Linked DNA regions of Homo sapiens: region 1 is linked to region 2. A link is an interaction called in ENCODE POLR2A ChIA-PET data of the cell type or tissue named here. Cell type or tissue: PC-3. All regions are shown on one strand. Each heading gives the region's core, and the rest is flanking DNA. Links, peaks and the distances in the headings are about the cores only.

The links. Peaks named below come from ENCODE experiments on the same cell type or tissue, not always from the same donor. Only the 100,000 strongest peaks of a DNase experiment are listed, where the experiment ranks them.
Region 1: POLR2A ChIA-PET joins it to region 2 with 23 read pairs; 2 of 35 experiments call an interaction of 5 or more read pairs at or near these places.

What each region holds. Positions count from the first base shown.
Region 1 is chr20:32,707,400-32,715,399 of GRCh38, forward strand. All of the region lies in intron 3 of COMMD7 (COMM domain containing 7), which reads right to left. Among named protein-coding and RNA genes, the nearest start is that of COMMD7, 32 kb to the right of the region's middle. RefSeq lists an enhancer at 1,463-1,969 and a silencer at 3,988-4,282. In PC-3, for the core only: no CTCF peak of the experiment used is centred there; no DNase peak of the experiment used is centred there.
Region 2 is chr20:32,385,494-32,396,526 of GRCh38, forward strand. All of the region lies in intron 4 of ASXL1 (ASXL transcriptional regulator 1), which reads left to right. Among named protein-coding and RNA genes, the nearest start is that of ASXL1, 33 kb to the left of the region's middle. In PC-3, for the core only: no CTCF peak of the experiment used is centred there; no DNase peak of the experiment used is centred there; H3K27ac peaks cover 413 bases.

The DNA.
Region 1 (8,000 bases), core at 1-8,000, 320 kb after region 2:
ACCTACACCTCCTGGGTTCAAGTGATTTTCATGCCTCAGCCTCCTGAACAGCTGGGACTACAGGCGTGCGCCACCACACCAAACCAATTTTTGTATTTTTAGTAGAGACTGGGTTTTACCATGTTGACCAGGCTGGTCTTGAACTATTGACCTCAAGTGATCTGCTCACCTTGGCCTCCCAAAGTGCTAGGATTAAAGGGGTGAGAGCCACCATGCCTGGCACATATTTTTTTTTTAATTGTACAACACAATTATTTATCCCTCCAACCAGTGTGAGAGAAGTCAGAGACAACAGAAAAGACTTCACGGACTTGGGGATGGAGCAACTGGTCTGAGGAATGAGTAAGGATACGAATTCCTGGAGCAAGAGGCAGGGGAGTGTAATGTCAGGTTGGGCACAGGGGGCAACCACCTAGAGCTCCACAATGCATTATGTAGCCACTATTGCATGTGGTTATGCAAATTTTAATTAAATAAAATTTAAAATTCCATTCCTCAGTCTCACTAGCTATTTCCTGTGTCAAACAGTCACACAAGGCCAGTGACCATTATACTGAACACTGAAGATTACAGACCATTTACATCTGCAAAGAAAGTTCTATTGGATGGCATTGTCCTAAGAAGTTAGCTTTCACACAGTACACCAAGATGGACTAAACAGACTAACCTCTACAATTCACAAGTCACTTCCAGAGGGGCTGTCAAAACTTCTCAGAAGCCCTAGGAACACTTCCCTGTGGTGGTCACCTTGTTTTGCTAGGCTCCAATTCCTGAAAACAAAGCCAGCAATCTGGGCTTCTCAATGTTTAACCTGCAGGCTACATCCCCAGTCACAATTTGGCAACCACTCTCAAATTTTCCACTTTTTAGTTCACCAGAAAATGACTAATTAAAGAATAGGAAGATGCCAACCACCATCAAGGGAAGGCCCTGAACCTATACCCTAAACCCAAGTCCCCACCCCCAACTCACTCCAGAAAAACAATCCTAAAGGCTGTTGTACCGGTAAAATCAACCATATAAACAAAGGGAGGAAATCTTTTATCTCCAAAATCAGACTGAGCAAGGAAGCCACACGGAATAAAAAAGGCAAGACCCCGGGAAACCTTAGCCATAAAGGCCCTCTGAGAAGGTGGCTACTTCCCAGCCAATCCAAATAACTCCTAACTACCATGAATACAGTGTCTTAGTTTATATCCAATTCAAACCCAATGCTTTATTTGACAATCCCCAAACACTGGGCTTTATTATTGTAACTTTTTTTTTTTTTTTGAGACAGTGAGACACGGTTTCACTCTATCGCCCAGGCTGGAGTGCAGTTGGGCAATCTCAGCTCACCTCCTACCACACCGGGGTGGGTGGGTGGGGCTCAAGCAATCCTCCCACCTCAGCCTCCCACATAGCTGGGACTACAGGCGTGTGCCATGATGCCCAGCTAATTTTTTGAATTTTTGTAGGGACAGGGTCTTGCCATGTTGCCCAGGCTGGTCTCAAACTCCTGACCTCAAGCAATCCACCCACCTTGGCCTCCCAAAGTGCTGGGATTACAGACATGAGCCACCATGCCCAGCTATTATTTTAACTTAGTTTACCAGGAAACATTAAGCATTTTTGGGAGAAAATTTGGCAAATGCAGATAGTCAAGAATTGCACTGCCAAGAATTCACCCAACCAAGCTGCACCCAAAAGCACGCTGAGATATACAGGGGAAGCTCTTTAGCAATGTGGATAGTAGGGATGAAAGGTCATGGAGAGACCAGGCACGGTGGCTCATGCCTGTAATGCCAGCACTTTGGGAGGCTGAGGGGGTGGATCACTTGAGGTCAGTAGTTCGAGACCAGCCTGGCCAACGTGGCAAAACCCCGTCTCTACTAAAAGTACAAAAATTAGCCGGGTGTGGTGGCATGCGCCTGTAGTCCCAGCTACTTGGGAGGCTGAGGGTGCAGTGAGCAGAGACGGCACCACTGCATTACAGCCTGGCAACAGAGCAACTCTGTCTCAAAAAAAAAAAAAAACAGGCTGGGCGCCTGTTACAAAATTAGCCAGGAGGGTGAGGCAGGAGAATCATCTGAGCCTGGCAGGTGGAGGTTGCCGTGAGCCGAGATCTGCCACTGCACTCAAGCCTGGGCGACAGAGCGAGACTCCGTCTCAAAAACAAACGATGACAAAAACAACAAACAAAAACCTCAGGTCAGACCATGCTATTTTTTCTGCTCAAAACCCTCTACTATCTCCTATTTCACTCACAGTAAAATCCAAAGGTTGTACAACACCCTGCATGCTCTGGCCTCCTCTTAGAACCCCTAGGCTCTCTCCCTTGCTTACTGTGCTATTTTTAGAATATGCCAGACAGCTTTCTACCCCTGGCCATTTGCCCTTGCAGTTCTCTGCACATAGCTCATCCCTTCGCTTCATTCAGGGTTCTGCCTGACTCTTACCTCCTCAGAAAGGATCCCCGACCATTCTATTTCACATTTTTTCTTTTTTTACTTTTTTTTTTTTTTAATCTCATTCTGTCACCCAGGCTGGAGTGCGGTGGTGTAATCACGGCTCATTACAGCCTTGACCTCCTGGGCTTAATGGATCCTCCCACCTCAGGCTCCTAAGTAGCTGGGACTACAGGCATGCTCCACAATGCTTGACTAATTTTTAATTTTTTTTTCTAGAGATAGAGTCTCACTATCTTGCCAGCTCAAACTCCCGCACTCAAGCAATACTCCCACCTTGGCCTCTCAAAATGCTGGGATTACAGGCATGAGCTGCCAATCCCAGCCTCATTCTAATTTAAATAGCACTGCCCTTTACTCATACTCGTATAATGCTGTGGGATATTCTGCATTGCATTTATAACTACCCAACTTTATGTTATATATTTATTATCAATTTTTCCACTAGAACACCAGCTTGATAAGAACAAAGACTAGGCTCATTTTGCCTACTGCTGTGTCCCAAGCTCTGAGAGAAATGCCTGGCAAAGTTTATTGGTTGGCACTCAATAAAAGCACGTTGAATGCAAGAATCCTTACAATGGATTGCTATCCAGGCTTAAAAAAAATTATGTAAGGCCAAGTGCTGTCATCCCAGCACTTTGGGAGGCTGAGGTGGGAGGATACCTGAGCCCAGGGGTTCAAGACCAGTCTGGGCAATACAGGGAGACCCCATCTCTACAAAATAAAAAAATTAGCAAGGTATAGTGGCACAGGCCTGTGGTCCCAGCTACTCAGGAGGCTGAGGTGGGAGGATGGCTTGAGCCCAGGAGGTTGAGGCTACAGTGAACCATAATTGCATCACTGCACTCCAGCCTATGTAACAGGGTGAGACCTCATCTCAAAAAAAAAAAAAAAAAAAATAGATGTAGCTCAGTAGCTGTTGATGGACCAATCTGCATAATATAATGTCAAGAAAAAAAGGAAAGGCACCTATAATCCCAGCACTTTGGGAAGCTGAGGTGAGAGGATTGCTTGAGGCTAGGAATTTGAGACTAGCCTGGGCATCATAGCAAAACCCTGCCTCTACAAAAATAAAAATAAAAAATTACTTGGGTGTGGAGGTGCACACCTGTAATCCAGCTGCTCAGGAGGCTAAAATAGGAGGATCGCTTGAGCCCAGAAGTTTGAGGCTGCAGTGAGCCATGATGGCACCACTTCACTCCAGCCTGGGTGACAGAGCAAGACTCTATCTCTAAAAATAAATAAATAAAAATAAGTGTTACTTTGGCCGGGGGTGGTGGCTCACGCCCATAATCCCAGCACTTTGGGAGGCTGAGGCGGGTGGATCACTTGAGGTCAGGAGTTTGAGACCAGCCTGGTCAACGTGGTGAAACCCCGTCTCCACTAAAAATACAAAAATTAGCTGGGCGTGGTGGCACACGCCTGTAGTCCCAGCTACTTGGGAGGCTGAGGTAGGAGAATCGCTTAAACCTGGGAGGCAGAGGTTGCAGTGAGCCGAGATCACACCACTGCACTCCAGCCTGGACGACGGAGTGAGACTCTGTCTAAAAAAAAAAAATGTTACTTAAAAAAAAAAAAAAAAGGAAACAGTTAAAGGAACAAGGCCACAACAGTCAGCAACTGACAGAGCCAAGTGGCTTATAGGCCAGAGGGTCCCCACACCAAGTTCTTTCTACACCAGGTCATTCTCAGACGCTATCTTGGTGCTGCGGTATCAGGCAATGCCTTGACAGTTGCTGACAATGAAGTCAACAAAGCTGCAGGGATGGAAGAGCAAGCTCTCCATCCTGAAGTTACCTCTGGAGGGCAGAGGCCAGACTTGAAACATGGATTGGCATCATGCTAGGCCTCAAGCTCTTAACTTCTTTTTCAGCTTTTTCCTGTGGTGATTCCTTTGTCCTAAGCAAATGCCAGCCACAAGACAGACCTGCAACATTTGACCTTATGTCAGACAGAATGAAAATTGTGTGGGGCCTCTTGGAGGGTGGGGTGGGGGGAGGGATAGCATTAGGAAAAATAGTTATTCCATGCTGGGCTTAATACTTAGGTGATGGGCTGGGCGTGGTGGCTCGTGCCTGTAATCCCAGCACTTTCGGAGGCCGAGGCGGGTGGATCACAAGGTCAAGAGATCGAGACTGAGGGCTGGGCACGATGGCTCATGCCTGTAATCCCAGCACTTTGGGAGTCCGAGGTGGGCAGATCATGAGGTCAGGAGTTCGAGACCAGCCTGACCAACATGATGAAACCCCATCTCTACTAAAAATACAAAAATTAGCCGGGCGTGGTGGCAGGCGCCTGTAATCCCAGCTACTCAGGAGGCTGAGACAGGAGAATTGCTTGCACCCGGGAGGCAGAGGTTGCAGTGAGCCGAGATCGTGCCATTGCACTCCAGCCTGGGCCACAGAGCAAGACTCCGTCTCAAAAAAAAAAAAAAAAAAAAAAAAAGAGAGAGATCGAGACCATCCTGGACAATGTAGTGAAACTCCGTATCTACTAAAAAGTATAAAAATTAGCTGGGCATGGTGGCATGCATCTGTAGTCCCAGCTACTTAGGAGGCTGAGGCAGGAGAATTGCTTGAACCCAGGAGGCAGAGGTTGAAGTGAGCCAAGATCGCGCCACTGCACTCTAGCCTGGTGACAGAGCAAGATTCCGTCTCAAATTAAAAAAAAAAAAACCTAGGTGATGGGTTGACAGGTGCAGCAAACCACCATGGCATACTATGTAACAAATCTGCACACCCTGCACATGTACCCCAGACCTTTAAAAAAAAAAAAAAGAAAATTGTGTAAACTCCAACAGCTGCAGTCAGCAGAACATGACACGTGGGGAAATTTAAGAACATCCTTCTTCAAACACAGATAACTTTGAGATGGTCCCTTTTTTTTTTTTGACACGGAGACTTTTTTTTTTTTTTTTTTCGAGACAGAGTCTCACTCTGTCCCCCAGACTGGAATGCAGTGGTGCAATCTTGGCTCACTGCAACCTCTGCCTCCCAGGTTCAAGTGATTCTCCTGCCTCACCCTCCCAAGCAGCTGGGACTATAGGCACGCACCACCATGCCCGGCTAATTTTTTGTATTTTTAGTAGAGACCAGGATGGTCTCGATCTCCTGACCTCGTGATCCGCCTGCCTTGGCTTCCCAAAGTGCTGGGATTACAGGCGTGAGCCACTGTGCCCGTCCTCTTTCTTTTTTAATTTCTTTTTTTTTTTTTTTTGAGACAGAGTTTCACTTTTGTTGCCCAGGCTGGAGCACAATGGTGCAATCTCAGCTCACTGCAACCTCCGCCTCCCAGGTGCAAGAGATTCTCCTGTCTCAGCCTCCCAAGTAGCTGGGATTACAGGCATGTGCCACCATGCCTGGCTATTTTTTTTTGTATTTAGTAGAGATGGGCTTTCACCACGTTAGTCAGGCTGGTTGTGAACTCCTGACCTCAGGTGATCCACCCGCCTCGGCTTCCTAAAGTGCTGGGACTACAGGCGTGCGCCAATGCGCCTGGCAACAGGCACCAATTTTCACCAGAACTGCTGCCTTAGCCAAACCCTCAAAGCTGTCAAACAATATGAAGGACAAAACAAAGGGAAGTGAGGGTGACGACTTCAGTTTTGCCAAGACGGTTGGAAAAACAGCAAACATTGTTCTTATTCAGTGTACAAATGGGAGCCCAAGGAATGGACACAGGCTTGGTGAAAACTCCTGGAAGCAGATGGGAGAGGATGGAGAGCTGCTTTCATCCAGTCAGTACTGACCCTGAAGGCTGACCAGCTGAAGCCACCCTGTGAGGCTCACAGAGAACAGAGGTCCGTAGTCACACACGCACATTTACTGAGCACTGCCATGTGCCTGCACTGTGCTAGATGCTGGGAAACATCAATGAACTGAACAGACAACAATCTCTGCCCTTATGAGGCTTCCATTCTACTGGCAGGAGAAAGACCACAGCAATAACGTAAAACATAAGCCATACAGGGTATAAGAAGGGGGAGGCTGGGCATGGTGGCTCACGCCTGTAATCTTAGCACTTTGGGAGGCCGAGGCAGGTGGATCTCAAGGTCAGGAGTTCAAGACCAGCCTGGCCAACATGGTGAAACCCCATCTCTACTAAAATACAAAAATTAGCTGAGCGTGGTGGTGAGCGCCTGTAATCGCAGCTACTTGGGAGGCTGAGGCAGGAGAATCGCTTGAACCCAGGAGGTGGAGGCTGCAGTGAGCCGAGATCGTGCCACTGCACTCCAGCCTGGGCAATAGAGTGTGACTCTGTCTTAAAAACAAAAACAAAAAAACCCCCAAAAAAGAAGGGGGAAAGTGCCATGGAGAAAAATAGTAGGGTGGTGCATGAGGCTGGCGGTCCTGGGGAATTTAGTTCAATGTTTGATTAAATGCCACTTATGACTACATTTCATTGCTGATTATTCTTTTTTGTGTGTATGTTGCTAAAAAGAACTCGTTGGGGAGTGGGGAAGGGGAGTTACCTCCTTTTCATAAAAAAATAAAATAAAATAAAAATCAGTTACGGATCACCCACAGGGGCCAGATATCTTGCTAAGTATTAAAATAAAAATAGGGCCGGGCACGGTGGTTGTAATCCCAGCACTTTGGGAGGCCGAGGCAAGCGGATCACCTGAGGTCAGGAGTTCGAGACCAGCCTGGCCAATATGGTGAAACCCCGTCTCTACTAATAATACAAAAAATTAAGGCCAGGCACGGTGGCTCATACCTGTAGTCCCAGCACCTTGGGAGGCTGAGATGGGCAGATCACGAGGGCAGGAGTTCGAGGCCAGCCTGGCCAATACGGTGAAACCTCGTCTCTACTAAAAATACAAAAATTAGCCGGGCACGGTGGTGCATGGCTGTAGTCCCAGCTACTCAGGCGGCTAAGGTAGAATAATCGCTTGAACCTGGGAGGTGGAGGTTGTAGTGAGCCGAGATCGTACCACTGCACTCCAGCCTGGGCAACAGAGTGAGACTCCATCTCAAACAACAACAACAACAACAACAACAACAACAAAAATTAGCCAGGTGTAGTGCGCATGCCTGTAATCCCAGCTACTCAGGAGGTTGAGAGGCAGGAGAATCGCTTGAACCCAGGAGGCAGTGGTTGCAGTGAGCCGAGACTGCACCACTGCACTCCAGCCTGGGCAACGGAGTGGGACTCTGTCTCAAAAAAATAAAAATAAAAATAAATAAATAAATAAATAAATAAATGAAATAAAAATAGGTGACCAAGCAGGGTGGCTGAGCCTGGGGAGATCGAGGCTGCAGTAAGCAGAGATTGTGCCACTGCACTCCAGCCTGGGCAACACAGCCAGACCTAGTCTCAAAAAATAATAATAATAATAATAAAAAAACAGGCAGCCAGGCTAGGTGGCTCATGCCTATATCCCAGCACTCTGGGAGGCTGAGGCAGGTGGACTGCTTGAACTCAGGAGTTCAAGACCAGCCTAGGAAACATGGCAAAACCCTGTCTCTACCAAAAATACAAAAATTAGCCGGGAGTGGTGGCATGCACTTGTGGTCCCAGCTACTCGGGAGGCTGAGGTGGGAGGCTCAC
Region 2 (11,033 bases), core at 1,289-9,288:
ATGATACTTCTTAAATGCATTAGCTAATTATTTTGTTTTAGTCTTCTTTTTTGAAATACAGATGACTCTTTGAGCTGGTTTTCTTTGGAAAGTTATCTGTCCTGACAATTCTACTTCTAAAACTTCAACTTTTTTTTTTTAGTCTTCATTTCCATTGCCACCACCCTATCCTAAATTATCCCGTTATGCTGGATACTGAAATAGCTTCTGCCTGGTCTACTTACTTTCACTTCGCCCCCTTACGATCCAGTGCTTTGCTCCTTTTAATCCAGTGGCCAGAGGGATTTTTTTCAAAACATAATTTGATTATAACAGATCTATGTTTGATACTTATCCATGGTTTCCCATGGCAGTTGCAGAAAAATCCAAACCTTGTTTGGCCACACTGCCCTTCTTTCAGTAATTTGAATTCCTTAAGCTTTTTCCAGTTTCAGGATTTCCCATTTTGAACTCTTTCTCCTCCACTTTTTCCTGGCCACAGGTTTCAAGAGCTGACAACTTACCTCAGTTCTTAAGAGGATCCTTCATTTATCTCTAAATTGGATTTTCCTGTGTCCAAACCTTACTTGTTATCACAAGTTTATAATTATTTGGGTGATTGTTTGATGTGTCTCTCCTGACTGGGCCTTAGGGGCAGAGAATCTGTATTATTTTGTTCTTGTTTATATCCCTAGGAGCTCTTATGGTAGGTATTCAATAAATGTTTGTTGAATAAAGGCAGTGGAAAAACACATAGAAGAGGTGCTGTGGCAGCAGTTCTCAGTGCCAACAGTTGAATTGGTTTACAATAGTAATTTTTAGTGTCAACAAGGAGATGTGTAGTATGGAATGTTTATTAGCAAGATCTTTTTCTCATGGAATGGAATGTTTGAAAACCTCCAAAGTGTAAGTTTTTTTTTTTCTCAAAAGAAAACAGTCATATTTGGGGTTACTTTTTTTTTTGAGACAGAGTCTTGTTCTGTTGCCCAGGCTGGAGTGCAGTGGCATGATCCCGGCTCACTGCAACCTCCACCTCCCGAGTTTAAGTAATTCTCATGCCTTAGCCACTGGAATAGCTGGGATTACAGGTGTGTGCCACCATGCCCAGCTGTTTTTTGTATAATTATTAGAGATGGGGTTTCGCCATGTTGACCAGGCTGGTCTCAAGCTCCTGGCCTCAAGTGATCTGCCAGCCTTGGCCTCCCAAAGTGCTGGGATTACAGATGAGAGCCACCGTGCCCGGCCCATTGTTACTTCTGAAATCGAAATCAAATGCCATATTGATTCCTGATCTTTTGTGTATGACCTCTCTCTCTCTTTTTTTTTTTTTTTTGCTACCTCTCCCCGAAAGTTTTTAGGATCTTTTTTTCCACGATTATGTACCTTGATGTGGGTCTTTTCTCGCCCTTTGTGCTATTAGGTCTAGCAACTCATGTGTCTCAGGTCTGGGAAATGATTTTACAGTTTTTCCAGCTGGTGCGTAACTAGCTGTTTGTTCTGATACTGTCAGTATTTAACTTTATGTTAGAAACATTTCATAATGCAAATGAAAAATTTAAGCCAGGTGCAGTGGCTCATGCACTTTGTGAGGCTGAGGTGGGAGGAACACTTGAGGTCAGGAGTTCAAAACCAGCCTGGCCAACATGGTGAAACCCCTTCTACTAAAAAAACAAAAAAACAAAAATTAACTGGGCATGGTTGTGCACCCCCATAATCCCAGTTACTCAGGAGGCTGAGGTACGAGAATCACTGGAACTGGGAGACAGGTTTCAGTGAGCCGAGACTGAGACAGAGCAAGACCCTGTCTCAAAATATAAATAAAATACATAAAAAATTTAATATTATGTATATAATATCCAGCCCAGGCTTTTCTATTTGTCATGCCCTGTTTCTTTCACATCATAGCCTTACTCAGATGCCTGCTGATCCTTGATTGAGGTGTGATGCTTGAGAGTCAGGCTCTTAAATACTACTGGCGAATTCAGTGCATTGTGGTTTTGTGACTTCACTTGTCTCTTACAGAAGTGGGGAAGTGGTTTTTACTTCGATGCATGGTTCTGAAGTAGAGATGTCTATCTCCTGATGCACACTTTAAATAATCCCCATGTTTTCCACTCCATACTCCATCCTTGTCTGGTTTAAGCTCTTAGCCTGTCTGCAGTTCAGGGGATGAATCTGCTTGGTTCTTTTCAGCATCTCCCTCTGCAACGCTTAGATCTCATCTTCCTTTGCTTTGCTAACTATTCTCTTTGCTTCTCCATTTGTTTCTCTGTCATTGATGACTTCCAAGTTATATCCCCATCCTGGATATTCCTTTTGAACGTCAGACTCATATATTCAGTTACCTCCTCAGTATCTCTATTCGGATATCTAATGGCATCTCAAAATTAACATGTGCAAAACCAACCTGTTCCACCCTTGTGTTGGCTGTATAAATTAGTGGGAACTCCATTTTTTAAGTTGCTTAAATCAGAAACCTGGGAGTCATCAATTTTGGAGTCTGTCCCTTTGCTCTTGTGGCACATGTAATCACGAATAAATCCTGTTGGCTCTATCTTCAGAATATATCTCATTTTATCACTCTCTCTGCCACCAGAGTGGTTTAAGCCACCTTCATCTCTTAGGTTATTTTAGTAGCTTCCTAACTGGTCTCCTTCCTTCCATTCTTGCCACCTTCCTCAACACCGAAGATATATTTTATTTATTTATTTATTTATTTTGAGACAGAGTCTTGCTCTGTCACCCCAGCTGGAATGCGGTGGCTTGATCTTGGCTCACTGCAACCTCTGTCTTCCAGGCTTAAGCAATTCTCCTGCCTCAGCCTCCCGAGTAGCTGGGGCTGCAGGCATGCACCACCATGCCTGGCTAATTTTTGTATTTTTTAGTAGAGATGGAGTTTCACCATGTTGGCCAGGCTGGTCTCGAACTCCTGACCTCAGGTCATCTGCCCGCCTCAGCCTCCCAAAGTGTTGGGATTACAGGCGTCAGCCACCATGCTTGGCCAAATTTTTTATTCCTTTGGGTAAAGAGATGTATTTTATTTCCTTTAATTTGGTAATATAGTGAGTTATGTTAATAGATTCTTTTTTTCCAGTGCTCAAGCATCCTTGCATTCCTAGGATAAATGGTACTTCAACATGATTTTCCTTTTAAATATACATTGCTGGATTTAGGTTATAAATTATTGAGAATTTTTGCATCTGTATTTACAAGTGTTACATTCTAATTTCAGGCCTTTTCCAGTTTTATTATCAAAACAAGCTGTGCTGTTTTTCCTCTCTTGATTCTCAGTAGTAGTCTCTTTAAGATAGTGATTATTCATTCTTTTTGGTAGATCATGCCTATAAGACCTGGGCATGTATGTTTTTATTGTGGGAATATATTGTTTTTACTTTCCTTGTTATGAAATATATAATTTATTTTAAAATATGTATATACAGAGTTTGTGTTCCTTTAAAGAATAATAGCTAAAAATAAATTGCACGCCCCCACATCCAACCATCGTCAAACAAAACATCTTTTACACTCTATTTTATTTATTTATTTTCCCCCACCCCTCTAGAGTATACACCCTTTTGGAGCCTCTGAGCATTTTCCTTTCCCTCACTGCTTTAGAAACCTCTATTCAGATTTTTCATATTAATGATTCTTTTGCTTTTAACCCACATGTGTTACTGAAGTTTAAGTCCTAAATAATAATTTTTCCTGCTTTAAAATATATTTTTATGTCAATGAAATCATACTGGTGGATGTATTTTCTCTGATTTGCTGCTTTTGCCTCTCATTTCTGAGCTTGATCTATGTTGGTGCATTTATAGAAATACTTCATATTTTCTGCTGTGTATCATCTTATGCTATCAACGTGCCATATGATTTACCTGTTCTTAGCATGTATTTGGGTTGTTTCTGGTTCTTGCTGTAACAAACAGCTGCATTTAGTGCTTGTGTATGTGTCTCCTGATGCATGTGTGCATTCACTTCTCTGGGGTGTATATGTTGCTGGGAATGGGACTGAGTATTGTGAGTGTATAATAGTATCTTGTTTTTGTTTTTTTTCCCTCTCAGTTTATGGCATAATTTACGTACAGTAAAATTTACCACCGCCCCCCTGCCCCGCCTTTTTCTTTTTCTGAAACAGAGTCTCGCTCTGTTGTCCAGGCTGGAGTGCAGTGGCACAATCTCGGCTCACTGCAACCTTTACTTACTGGGTTCAAGCGATTCTCCTGCCTCAGCCTCACAAGTAGTTGGGATTACAGGTGCCTGCCAGGCTAATTTTGTAGAGACAGGGTTTCACCATGTTGGCCAGGCTGGTCTCAAACTCCTTACCTCAGGTGATCCACCCACCTTGGCCTCCCCAAGTGTTGGGATTAGAGGTATGAGCCACCACGCCCAGCCAAATTCACCCTTTTTAGTGTACAAGTATACAGCTTTGTGAGAGTTTGATTTCTTTAGTTCAAATTTGTTTTAAAGTTATATTTGGTATTTTAACAGTGCTATTTAAATATATGCCATATATGGCTTGAATGCAATTATCCTAGTACAGATGGTCCTTGACTTATGATGTTTTTGTGTCCCTGTAAGCCCACCTTAAGTTGAAAATATTAAGTTGAAAATGCATTTAATATGACTAACCTGCTGTAAATCCTAACTTAGCCTACCTTAAATGCACTTAGAACACTTAAATTAGTTTACAGTGGGCAAATCATCAAACACAAAGCCTATTTGTAATAAAGTGTTGAATATCTTATATAATTTATTGAATACTAAAGTGAAAAACAATAGTTGTATGAGTAGTCAGAGTATGGCTTCTCTTCAATGCATATCACTTTCATATACCATCGTAAACTCAAAAAATCATAAGTCAGGGTATGCTGTATATTTTATTGGTGCTAACATACTTCCATTTTAAAATACAGGAAATTCACCTTTTTTTGTGTATAGTCTTGTAAGTTTTGACAGATCTATATACAGATATGTAATCCCCACCCATGATTCTTTTTTAATTTAAAAAAATATATTTTTGAGACAGTCTCACTGTCACCCAGGCTGGAATGCAGTGGCATGATCGTAGCTCACTGCAGCCTCAAACTCCTGGCCTTAAGTGCTCCTCCTGCCTCAGCCTCCCAAAGTGCTAGGATTACAGGAATGAGCCAGTGTGCCCTGCCACCACCATAATTAAGATCCAGAACAGTTTCATCATCCCAGAAACTTTCCCTGTATCCTTTTGTAGTCAGCTTCTTTTTTCACCCCCAGCTCCTGGTGACCACTGATTTGTTCTCTGTCCTTGCAGTACTGTCTTTTCCAGAATGCCATATAAATTGAATCCTACATTATATAACACTTTGAGTCTGGCGTCTTTTACTTAGTGTGAAGTATTTGAGATTTATTTGTCTTGTGATGTGTATTAGCAATTTATTTCTTTTTTCTTTTTTTTCTTTTTGGAGACAAGGTCTTGCTCTGTCACCCAGGCTGAAGTGCAGCGGCACGATCATAGTTCACTGCAGGCTTAAACTCAAGCAATCCTCCCACTTCAGCCTCCTGAGTAGCTGGGACTGCAGGCGCACACCACCATGTTCAGCTAATTTTTTTTTTTTCTTGGTAGAGACAGGATCTCACTCTGTTGCCCAGGCTGATTTCAAACTCCTGGCCTCAAGGAATCCTCCCACCTATGCCTCTCAAAGTGCTGGGATTACAGGTGTGAACCATTACAGTTGGCTAGCAGTTTATTTCTGTATATTGCAGGATAGTATCTCATTGTATAGATGTACCACATTTTGCGTATTCATTCTTCAGTTGATAGACATTTGGACTACTTCCTCCTTTTGGCTGCTGTGAGTAATGCTGCTGTGAATAAATATTTGTGTGTAAGTTTCTATGTGGACATACAGTTTCATTATTCTTGGGTAGATAAACCTTGGAGTAATTGCTGGGTTGGGTGGTAATTTCTGTTTAACTTTTAAAGAAATAGCTAAGCTGTTTTCCAAAGTGGCTTCACCATCTTAAATTCAAGTTTTTGTTTTCGTTGTATTTGAGGCAGAGCTTTACTCTCTTGCCCAGGCTGGAGTGCAATGGCAAGATTATATTATAGCTCACTGCAGCCTCGATCTTCCAGGCTCAAGCGATCCTCTCACCTCAGCCTCCCAGGTAGCTGAGAGTACAGGTGTGTGTCACCATGCCTGGCTAAGTTTTGATTTTTAGTAGAGATAAGGTCTGGCTATGTTTCCCAGGCTGGTCTTGAACTTCTGAGCTCAAGCAGTCCTCCTGCCTTGGCCTCCCAAAGTGCTGGGATTGCAGGTGTGAGCCACCAAGCCCAGCCAAGGTTTTTGTGTTTTAGTAAAATTTCTGCTCTTCCTGGCAATACTTTTTTCTGAAATTTACTTTGATATTGATATAGTCACTCCAGTTCTTTTCAGTGCTTAGTTTTTGCATGGTATATTTTTTCCATCCTTTTGTGTTATACTGTCTGTTTCATTATATTTGTAGTTGGACCTTGATTTTTTTTTTTTCCCTAATTCTTTTACTTGGGATGCTTGGACCTAATGTGTGTCTAGTTTTTCCTAATGTGTCTTTTACTTGGGATGCTTGGACCATGTGTATTTAATTATTGATATGGTTGGGTTAAGTCCACCATCTAGCTATTTGTTATTTATTTATTTTTAGAGCCAAGGTCTTGCTGTGCCACCCAGGCTGGGGTGCTAGTGGCATGATCATGGCTCACTGAAGCCTCTAACTTCTGGGCTCAAGCAGTCATCTCACTGCAGTCTCCCGAGAAGCTGGGATTACAGGCGTGTGCCACCAAGCCTAGCTGATTTTTTTTTTTTTTTTCCGAGATGGAGATTTGCTCTTGTTGCCCACTCTGGAGTGCAGTGGCGCAATCTTGGCTCACCGCAGCCTCTGCCTCCTGGGTTCAAGCAATTCTCCTGCCTCAGTCTCCCGAGTAGCTGAGATTACAGGTGCCTGCCACCATGCCCAGCTAATTCTGTATTTTTAGTAGAGATGGGGTTTCACTATGTTGGCCAGGCTGATCTTGAACTCTTGACCTCGTGATCTGCCCGCCTCGGCCTCCCAAAGTGTTGGAAGGCCGAGGCGGGCAGATCACGCCTGTGCTGGGAGGCTGAGGCGGGTAGCCACTGCTCCCAGCCCTGAAATCTTTCCTCTTTTCTAAGATAGACATTTAATGCACACACACATTTTGATATGCTATGTTTTAATTTTCATTCAGCTTAAAATATCTAATTTTTCTTTTGATTTATTCTTTAACTTACTGATTATTTAGAAGTGTGATATTATATTTTGGGAATAAAAATCCAGAGATCTTACTGTTACTGATTTTTGATTTAATTCCATTGTGGTAAGAGAACATACCTTATATGATTTGAATCCTTTTAAATTGATTGAGACTTGTTTTATGGATCAGAATAAGGTGTCTTGATAAAGGTTCCACGGGCACTTGAAAAGAATGTGTATTCTACTGTTGTTAGGTAGAGCATTCTATTAATGTTGATTGGCTTGTTGATTGATAATGTTCAAGTCTTCTGTATTCTTACCGATTTCCTATTCTATCAGTTATAGACAGAGGGTGTTAAAATCTCAATTCTGTTTTGCTTGTTGATTGATAATGTTTAAGTCTTCTGTATTCTTACCGATTTTCTGTTCTATCAATTATAGAGAGAGGTGTTAAAATCTCAATTCTGTTTGTTTTTGGTTTGAAATTTACTTATAAGGTACATAAGCATTTATGATTGTCGTCATCTTGATGAATTGGTCTCTGTCATTTTGAAATGACAGAACTTACTTTGTCTCATAATATAGCTACTCGTGCTTTTCATTTGATTAGTGTTTGGCATATATTTTTATATTTTAAAAAAACTTATCACCTGTGTCTTTATGTTTAAAGTGGTTTTTTTTCCCAGGCATCATGTGTTTGGGATCTTGCTTTTATCCAGTTTGATAGTGTTTGCCTTTTAATTGGAGTTTGTAGACTATTTATGTTTAATGTGATTACTGATTTTTTTTTGAGATGGAGTCTCGCCCTGTCGCCCAGGCTGCAGTGCAGTGGCACGATCTCAGCTCACTCCAACCTCCGTTTCCCGGGTTCAAGTCATTCTCTTGCCTCAGCCTCCCAAGTAGCTGGGACTGCAGGCACCTGACACCACACCCGGCTAATTTTTGTATTTTTAGTAGAGATGGGGTTTCACCATATTGGCCAGGCTGGTCTCAAACTGCTGACTTTGTGATCCGCCCACCTCAGCCTCCCAAAGTGCTGGGATTACAGGTGTGAGCCACTGCGGCTGGATGTTTACTGATTTTTATAGAGTTTAAACAACCATCTTTTCTATTTGTCTGATGTGGTGTTTTTTTCGTTTTTGTTTTTTTAAGATGGACTGTCACTCTGTCGTCTAGGCTGGAGTGCAGTGGTGCAATCTCAACTCACTGTAACCTTTGCCTCCTGGGTTCAAGCAGTTTTCCTGTCTCAGCCTCCCAAGTAGCTGGGATTACAGGTGCGTGCCACCACACCTGGCTATTTTTTTTTTTTTTTTTTTGGTTTGAGACAGAGTCTCGCACTGTCACCTGGGCTGGAGTGCAGTGGCGCGATCTCGGCTCACTGCAATCTCCGCCTCCTGGGTTCAAGCGATACTCCTGCCTCAGCCTCCCAAGTAGCTGGTATTACAGGCGCCCATCACCACACCCAGCTAATGTTTTGTATTTTTAGTAGAGACAGGGTTTCACTATATTGGCCAGGCTGGTCTCAAATTCCTGACCTTGTGATCTGCCCGCCTTGGCCTCCCAAAGTGCTGGGATTACAGGCGTGAGCCACCGTGCCTGGCCTAATTTTTGTATTTTTAGTAGAGATGGGCTTTTGCCATGTTGGCCAAGCAGGTCTCGAATTCCTGACCTCAAGTGATCCCTGCCCTTGGCCTCCCAAAGTGCTGGCATTACAGGAGTGAGCTACGCCATGCCTGGCCTGGATTGAGGATTTTTTAGTGGTTCATTTTTAAGTCCTTTCTTGGCTCATTAGTACTTTGTTATTTTAGTGGCTGCTTTAGTGTTTATTGAGTTCAGCTTGTGAAACTCAGTCTTTAATATTATACCACTTCACCTATATTACAAGAACCTTATAGCAGTACACTTCATTTTCCCTTCAGACTTTGTGCTATGTTTGTCATACACTTCACTTTTACATATGTTGTAAACTCCACAATACATTATTATTTTTCATTTAAGTAGTCAATTTTTTTAAAACAATTTTTTTTTTTTTGAGACGGAGTCTCACTCGGTTGCCCAGGCTACAGTGCAGTGGTGCAATCTTGGCTTACTGCAGCCTCTGCCTCCTGGGTTCAAGTGATTCTTATGCCTCAGCCTCCTGAGTAGCTGGGATTACAGGTGCGCCCCATCATGCCTGGCTGATTTTTGTATTATTAGTAGAGATGGGGTTTTGCCACGTTGGCCCAGCAGGTCTCGAACTCCTGAGCTCCAGTGATCCGCCTGTCTTGGCCTCCCAAAGTGCTGGGATTACAGGCATGAGCCACCATGCCTGGCCTAAAAAGATTTTAAAAGTAAGAAAAAATGTCTTTTACTTTATATGTTTTCCATTTCTGGTGTTCTTTATTGCCTATGAGCGGTTCCAGATTCTCATCTGCCAGATTTTCTTCAGTTTTTTCTCGTCAGTTCAGATTTTCTTTCTGCCAGAGGACTTCCTTTAATGTGTTTCTTGTAGTGTAGGTCTGCTGGTGATATCTTTAAGCTTTGGTGTGTTTGAAAAAGTACTTCCTCTTGTTTTTAGAAAGATATATTCCTTTGATACAGAATTCTAGGTTGACAGGTTTTTTTCATTGTGTACTTTAAAGATGTTGCTCCACTGTCTCTAGCTTGCATTATTTCTCCTGTAAAATCTGTTGTTATTTTAATCTTTGTTCTTCAGCGAGCAAATTTATCTTTTTTGCCTTTTTTGGTTAATTTTTAAGATTTTCTTTTTATCACTGCTTTTTCAGCAATGTGTTTATTATATACTTTGTTGTAGTTTGCGTCATATTTCTTGTGTTTGAATTCTCTTGAGCTTCATGGATGAAATTTACGTATTCAGCTACTATTTCTTGAAATATTTTTCTTTTGTACTTCCCCACCGCATCTGGAGTCTGTAATTACATGTATATTTGGCTGCTTGAAGTAGTCATACAACTCACTGATGCACTGTTATGTTTTTTAGTCATTTGATTCTCTTTGTTTTGGGTAGTTTCTACTGATCTTCATTTCACTAGTCTTTATCTTTCCCATGTTAAATCTGTTACTCTTATCCAGAATTATACCTTTTATCCTTAAAAATTCAGTTTTTTTCTTTTTTTTGAGACGGAGTCTCATTCTGTCACCCAGGCTGAAGTGCAGTGGCATGATCTTGGCTCGCTGCAACCTCCGCTTCCCAGGTTCAAGCGATTATCCTGCCTCAGCCTCCCAAGTAGCTGTGATTACAGGCATGCATCACCATGTCTGGCTAGTTTTTGTATTTTTAGTAGAGACAGAGCTTCACCATGTTTGCCAGGCTGGTCTCAAACCCCTGACTTCAGGTGATCCACCTGCCTCAGCCTCCTAGAGTGCTGGGATTACAGGAATGAGCGACCACACCTGGTTTGTTTCTTAAAAAACATCTTATATTTCTCTGCTTAACGTGCTCAATGTTGAACATGTGAAATATAATAACTTTTCATAATCTCTTCTGATTCTGTCTCTATATCATCTTTGGGTCTGTTTTTATGTATTCTATTTTTCTTGTCATTATGGGTCAGATTTCCCAGTTCTTTGCAATCCTAATAAATTCTGTTTAGATGAAAGACATTGTGAATTTCACTTTGGGTTGTGGATATTTTTGTATTCATGTTGGTATTTTTGAGATTTGTTCTGGAGTGCAGATGAGTTAGCTGGAAACTAATTCTTTTGAGGCTTGCTTTTTAGCTTTGTTAGGTGGGGCGTATCCTTTCTGTGTTTATTTTTGTAAGGGTATACAGATATACATGTTTTCTTATTTCCCTCTTTATTTATTCTTATTTAATCTGTAACAA